Linked DNA regions of Homo sapiens: region 2 is linked to region 1. A link is a contact called in ENCODE Hi-C or POLR2A ChIA-PET data. All regions are on one chromosome and are shown on one strand. Each heading gives the region's core, a stretch centred on a gene start or an enhancer-like site at or near the end of the contact. The rest is flanking DNA. Distances are from core to core; before and after follow the strand shown. Region 1 overlaps NTN1 (netrin 1). Region 2 overlaps STX8 (syntaxin 8).

Region 1 (2,981 bases), core at 218-2,717:
CCTGGTCAGAAAGTCGGGCTCTGGAGTTTGAGCCCCAGTCCTGCCACCAATTTGCAGCATGACCTTGGGCACGTGTACTCCAGTCTCCTTGCTGGTGATAATGAGTCCCTGTCCCACAGGGTTGTCATGAGTACACACTGGGAGCATGTGGGTAAAGTGCCTGGCACACAGCAGGTGCTCAATAAATGGCAGCCGTGATGCGGGTAAATGTGGGGAAGGCGGAGGGAAGCCAGACCACCGGGGGCCGAGCTTCATACTTGGTATGACCCTTTTGAGCAGCCAAACTCTGGCCGGGAAAGTGAAACCAATTTCCTGACTGTGAGGGGAGCCAGGCCTCTTAATTCAGTGCGCCGGGTGTGAGGATGTGGGCCAGAGGCCCGGGCAGTGCAGAGAGCCCAGGAAGGCAGGGAGCCAGGAGGCCCCAGGGCACAGGAATGGACCCTGTGTGAGGAGGTCAGAACAAAAGGGGCTGCCTGCTTGAGGACCGTGTCTCTAGGAGATTTTGGAAGGAGGGCTGGGGCACAGTGGAGGGCACGGGCAGACTCCACAAAGACCGTCTGGAAAGGCACGGTCAAGGTGTGGCCCAGGCCAGACCCAAGACAGCTGTAGGGGGCAGGCCGGCAGCCTCTGTGCCTTCCCTTGGAGAAGCCAGCATGGCCTCCTTGGCCCCCAGGAACCTGGTCATTCCTGTGCCCCTGCCCACCCATGGCTCAGGCACTCTGGTACTTCACTGAGCCAGCAAACCCCATCCCAGCTCAAACAAGCCCCCGGCCCCAAGCCAGGCCCAAGTGCCTTCGCAGCCTGCAGACTCCAAGCCCGTTCAGGCCCTTTCCAGCTGTTGACATTGCTGAGGGGCCTTGCGGGAGCTGATGTCATTTACATAAATAGTGTCACTGCCGTAAACCCAGCCAGTGCCCCTCCCCCTCCCCCTGGAAAACGTCATAAAAAGGGCTGGTTCCAAGTTTCCAAAAGGAAACTCTCTGGGAGGTTTTGCGTTTGCGATGCCTCCTCCAACAGGCAGCTCCAGCATGAGGCGGTGACCACCCGGCTTGGGCTTCTCAGGGGTGTCCCTGGGCCCACTGCCTTCCGGATGGGCCAGCCCCACGCTGGGCAGGGGCAGGGGCAGGGGCAGAGACAGGCAGCAGCAGGGGCTTCCTCTCCTCTCTCCACAGGTGAACCACTCACCGACCCCAAGCCCCCACCCAGTAGGACCCACTCAGCAGGTAGCAGTGGAGACAGAGGCCGCCTGGGGCATGCTGGCTGGACAGGAGCTGTCCACTCCCCAAATGCTGCCAGGCCCCTTCAGATGGAGGAGTCCAGGCTGTGACAGCCAGGTGGCCCGCGGGGAACTGCTAGAAGGGGCCGGGGAGAAAGGGGGGGATCCCGTCGGCTGCGTGTCGGGTGGTGGTTTGGTGGGTGCTCCGCGCCCCGCCCACACTACGGGCTTGAGAATTCACAGTTCTCCTCCCGTCCACGTCTCCGCGCCATCCACGCCCCGCGCCTGGGGCCCCAGTTGTGCGATTCTGCGCCCGCCCCCGGGCCCCAGGGCAGGCTGCCCCCAGCCCCTCCACGGCGGCCGCGCCCAGGCCCAGGGAAGCGCGTCTCTGCTCTGGAAGGAGCCCCGTGAGGTAGCTACGTCTCGTCATTTCTCCAGGGCCCGGCCGGCGGCGCACCCCGCCCCGCGTGCACGCGGCTCCCGCCCAGAGCGCGCAGGGTGGGGGTAGGGGGAGGGGCCGCCGAGGGTCCCGCCCCCCGCGCCGTGCGGCCCCGCCCCCTCCCTCCCCCCACCTGGGAAAGCCCTCGCGGGCCAAGTCCGCGGCGGCCGGGCCAAGGCGCCCGCTCTCGCTCGGCCCCGCCCTGGCGCCCGCCCGCCCGCCCGCCCGCTGCCTCGGCGCTAGGCCTTCTTGCACTTGCCCTTCTTCTCACGCTGCTGGAACTTGCGCAGCCGCCGCGCCCACGTGTCCCGCCACTGGATCACCAGGCTGCTTTTATCGGCCACGATGCCGCTCTGGTCCGGAGAGTCCTCCGCGTTGCCCAGCAGCAGGTACTTCTTGAGGGGCTTGATTTTGGGACACTTGCAGGCGATGTCCCGCGAGCGGATCCACAGGCTCTGGTCACCGCGGCGGATGCGGCTCGTGCCCTGCTTATACACGGAGATGATGTTCACCGTGAACTTCCACCAGTCCCCCGCCTTGTCCGCCTTCAGGATGTGGATCTGGACGGCTGCAAGGAAGCACAGGCAGACGGGTGGGCTCCCAGCTGCTGTGGCTAGGTCCGCCCTGCCTGAGCCTGGGGAGAAGGGAAAGGAGACCCAGCCCCAGGAAGTGACTGCACAGAGTGGCCCATACAGGAGCGCGTGGGTGGTGGCAAGCTGATCGTAGACCCCCACCTGCTAACAACAGGGCCAAGAAGCCTTGCCTCCCACGCTGTGAGGGTGCCACCCAGCACTGCCGTCGGGACAAGCCATCTCCTGGCCTTGTCAAGGCCCACTTTGTCCAGGAAGCCTACAGGTGCTGACCACGCCCCCAGCACTCTGGGCAAGCTGTCTGCCCAGGGCAGGCGCTCGGGTGAGAGCAGTGCTGGCGGGGAGAGGGAGGTTCCTCAGGGGTGCGCTTCTCCAAAGGCCCAAGTCACTTTACACCAGCCCTCATGACACTCCACACACAGCCTGGCCCTCCAACCAGCCTCAGAAAACCATAATGGGTCCTCAATGCTCAGGGACAGAAGATGAGAACCCACCCTTTGGGGTGGCCGTAGTGCCTTTTCCAGAGCCCCGGGAACCTTGGACTGCCGCTTCCCACGCCTAAGCCATCCCTACCAGGTGGCCTCCCTTCCTCCATGCCGCCCAAGGTCCCCAGACCATTCCTCTTACTCCAAATTCTCTGCCAGTATTTTCCCTAGTAGAAGGACTTCCCCAAATGGAGCATGCATCAGAATCCCCTGGCCGGCTTGTGAAAATACACTGCTGGGCCCCGCCCCAG
Region 2 (2,981 bases), core at 231-2,730, 120 kb before region 1:
CTTCTCCCAACTTGGTTTCAGCTCCTTATTAAAAGATGTTTTTGTGTTCGGTCATCTTAGCAGCATGCAAACCAGTTTTCTTATTTTTGTAGCAGTCAAACTTTACAGAGAGGGCTGTTGTGCACTTAGCTACTTATTCTGGAAACTAATGGAAATCCTCTTGAATTTGGGACTTCACATTAGAGAAACTGTCATCTTCTAGAGATGTATGACTTTGTCAATAAAACAATTGAAATCAGTTTGTACTTTTGCAATCATAACCATAGATGAGGCATTGCGCCCTTCACTCTTTCTGAAAATTAAGACTTCTGGAGTATTTAAAAATTTTAATTTTTTATATTTTATTTTATTTTATTTTTTTGAGACAGAGTCTCACTCTGTTGTCCAGCTGGAATGAAATGACATGATCACAGCTCCCTGCAGCCTCAACCTCCTGGGCACAAGAGATCCTCTGGCTTCAGCCCCCTAAGTAGCTGGGACTACAGGTGCACACCACCATACTCAGCTACTTTTTGTATTTTTTGTAGAGATGGAGTTTTCTACAAAACCACAGGCTAGGCTGTTCTCAAACTCCTGAGCTCAGGTGATCCACCTTGCCTTGGCCTCCCAAAGTGCTGGGATTACAGGCGTGAGCCACCGTGCCTGGCCAGTCTTTTTTTCTTCTTATTTTTTAAATCCCTCAGAGAGGTTCCGTCAGTTGGGAGCCAATCAGGAAAAAGAATAACCATACTAGGTATTTCACTCAGAGGAGACAGAATGCAAACAACTTGTTAGAATACTGTTAGAAGGGCCGGGCGCAGTGGCTCACGCCTATAATCCCAACATTTGGGGAGGCCAAGGCAGGCAGATCACCTGAGATCAGGAGTTTGAGACCGCCAGCCTGGCCAACATGGCGAAACCCCGTCTCTAAAAATACAAAAATTAGCCAGGCATGGTGGCACATGCCTGTAATCCCAGCTACTCAGGAGGCTGAGGCAGGAGAATTGCTTGAACCTGGGAGGCGGAGGTTGCAGTGAGTTGAGATCATGCCACTGCACTTCAGCCGGGGTGACAGAGCAAGACTTTGCCTAAAAAAAAAAAAAAAAAAAAAAAAAACTGTTAAAAGGATGGAGAGAATGAAAAGGGGAAGGTGCAGTAATCCAGAAATTAGTCCTTGTGTGAAGCAGCTGCCACCCTTAAGCCTAGGAGAGCAAAGATGCAAATGCGCTGCTGCACACCACAGTACTCCTGGGATTGCCGCTCAGCCAGTGCTAGAGATGCCTAGGACCTGGCCCCTGGGCTGCAGCAGAAGCAGGCCTGCCTTGCTCGTTCTGGGACTGCCAAAGAGAGGCTGCCACTGCCATGGGGAACACTGTTAGAATACAGACACTTGCAGAGATGCTGCCAGAAGCAGATGGGGAAAGAGAGGAAGAGGAACAGCCTCACCCCTCTTCTTGCTTTCTGAACTCCTGACAGTGCCTTATTTTGGCAGAACATAACAGGAAGCCAGCTGGCAGGGGAGCCTGGGAAGGGTAGTTCACAGACTCCAAGCCCCAGCATGACTGAGCAGAGAAGGGCAGGTGTGGAGCTGGCAGACACCAGGTCATACCTGGCATATAGGCAGCTTACATGGGCACCACTGAGATGTGCAACATATATTCTCCTGACAATCATCTGACATGTTTTTCCAGCCTTCGATGTTTCTTTCAGAATTATTGGGTTCTTCGTGGACCTGTTGAACTGAAAAAGGTTTTTATGTATTCTCATGGACCATTTGGTTAGAGCTATTCTTAAAGTCATGCCAAACAGTGAATTTCTGCAAACCCCAAAATGCAGACATTGTTTTAATAGAAGAAACAGTATTGTCACACTGAGCTACTGGAAGGAACGATGCTATTTCTACTGCTTGACAAATGGACCTACCACCTACATATTAAGTAATTTTAGATGTGAACAAATGTAGAACAACTGAACTTAATGTCTTCTAGTTAAGTTGGCTTACATCCCTCAGCTACTTCCTTTCTTTCTCTCTGTAAAAGAAGGAACTGAGAGGTGGTCTGTGAAAAAAAGCAATGAATGGGAAGGATCAGTGGTCACTCCTGGCAGTTTCAAAGTTGAAGAGATGGGCTGGGCCTGGTGGCTTTTGCCTGTAATCCCAGCACTTTGGAGGGCTGAAGTGAGCGGATTGCTAGACCCCAGGAGTTCAAGACCAGCCTAGTCAAAATAGCGAGACCCTGTCTCTACAAAAGTTTTTAAAAATTAGCTAGGTGGCCGGGTGCAGTGGCTCACGCCTGTAATCCCAGCACTTTGGGAGGCTGAGGCGGGCAGATCACGAGGTCAGAAGTTCGAGACCAGCCTGACCAACATGGTGAAATCCCATCTCTACTAAAAATACAAAAATTAGCCAGGAGTGGTGGAGCGCGCCTGTAATCCCAGCTACTCGGGAGGCGAGAGGCTGAGGCAGGAGAATCGCTTGAACTCGGGAGGCGGAGGTTGCAGTGAGCCGAGATTGCGCCATTGCACTCCAGCCTGGGCGACAGAATGAGACTCCGTCTCAAAAAAAAAAAAAAAAAAAATTGCTAGGTGTGGTGGTGCATGCCTGTAGTCCCAGCTATTCAGGAGACAGGCGAGAGGAGATTGCTTGAGCCCAGGAGGTCAAGGCTGCAGTGAGCTGTGATTGTGCCACTGCATTCCAGCCTGGGTGACAGGGTGAGACCATGTCTCAAAAAAAAAAAAAAAAAAAAGTTCCACAAAGTAGAACCAAAAGACACAGGAAGATATCAAAATTAGAGGATCCATCCAAGATCGAAAGAGTAGGAATGCCACAATGAGAAAACAACAGTCAACAAATTACCAAAGGAAATAATGCCAGAAATTTCCCAAGAACTGACAGACAGGAGTAACCATATTTATTGAAAGAGTCCATTATCAATATCCAGCTTAAGAAATGAAATAAAAAAAGACCCATGTCAAATCACAACATAATGAAATTTCAGAGCACC

The links. A loop is a pair of places that touch in the nucleus more often than their neighbours do. ChIA-PET counts read pairs that join two places held with the same protein, here RNA polymerase II (POLR2A). Pooled maps may share reads with other maps.
Region 2: a loop to region 1 is called in a pooled map, with 2.1 times the contacts of the local background. The contact joins two enhancer-like sites. A Hi-C loop is called at or near these places in 1 of 168 maps with a recorded cell type or tissue (esophagus muscularis mucosa) and 3 of 50 pooled maps. POLR2A ChIA-PET finds 5 or more read pairs at or near these places in 4 of 52 experiments (GM10248, activated naive CD8-positive, alpha-beta T cell, common myeloid progenitor, CD34-positive and 1 more).

The regions. Positions count from the first base shown.
Region 1 is chr17:9,238,882-9,241,862 of GRCh38, reverse strand. It overlaps NTN1 (netrin 1), which reads right to left. Exons shown (of 7, transcript NM_004822.3): 7 at 1-2,223. The coding sequence ends at 1,895. LOC124903923 (a long non-coding RNA gene) reads right to left here. Exons shown (of 2, transcript XR_007065614.1): 2 at 2,879-2,981. Among named protein-coding and RNA genes, the nearest start is that of NTN1, 220 kb to the right of the region's middle. RefSeq lists a silencer at 1,431-1,880. Within about 2 kb of position 1,467, at least 27 of the 41 ENCODE cell types and tissues checked have a DNase peak (open chromatin) inside an H3K27ac peak, as active enhancers do.
Region 2 is chr17:9,355,075-9,358,055 of GRCh38, reverse strand. All of the region lies in intron 7 of STX8 (syntaxin 8), which reads left to right. Among named protein-coding and RNA genes, the nearest start is that of STX8, 220 kb to the left of the region's middle. Within about 2 kb of position 1,480, at least 3 of the 41 ENCODE cell types and tissues checked have a DNase peak (open chromatin) inside an H3K27ac peak, as active enhancers do.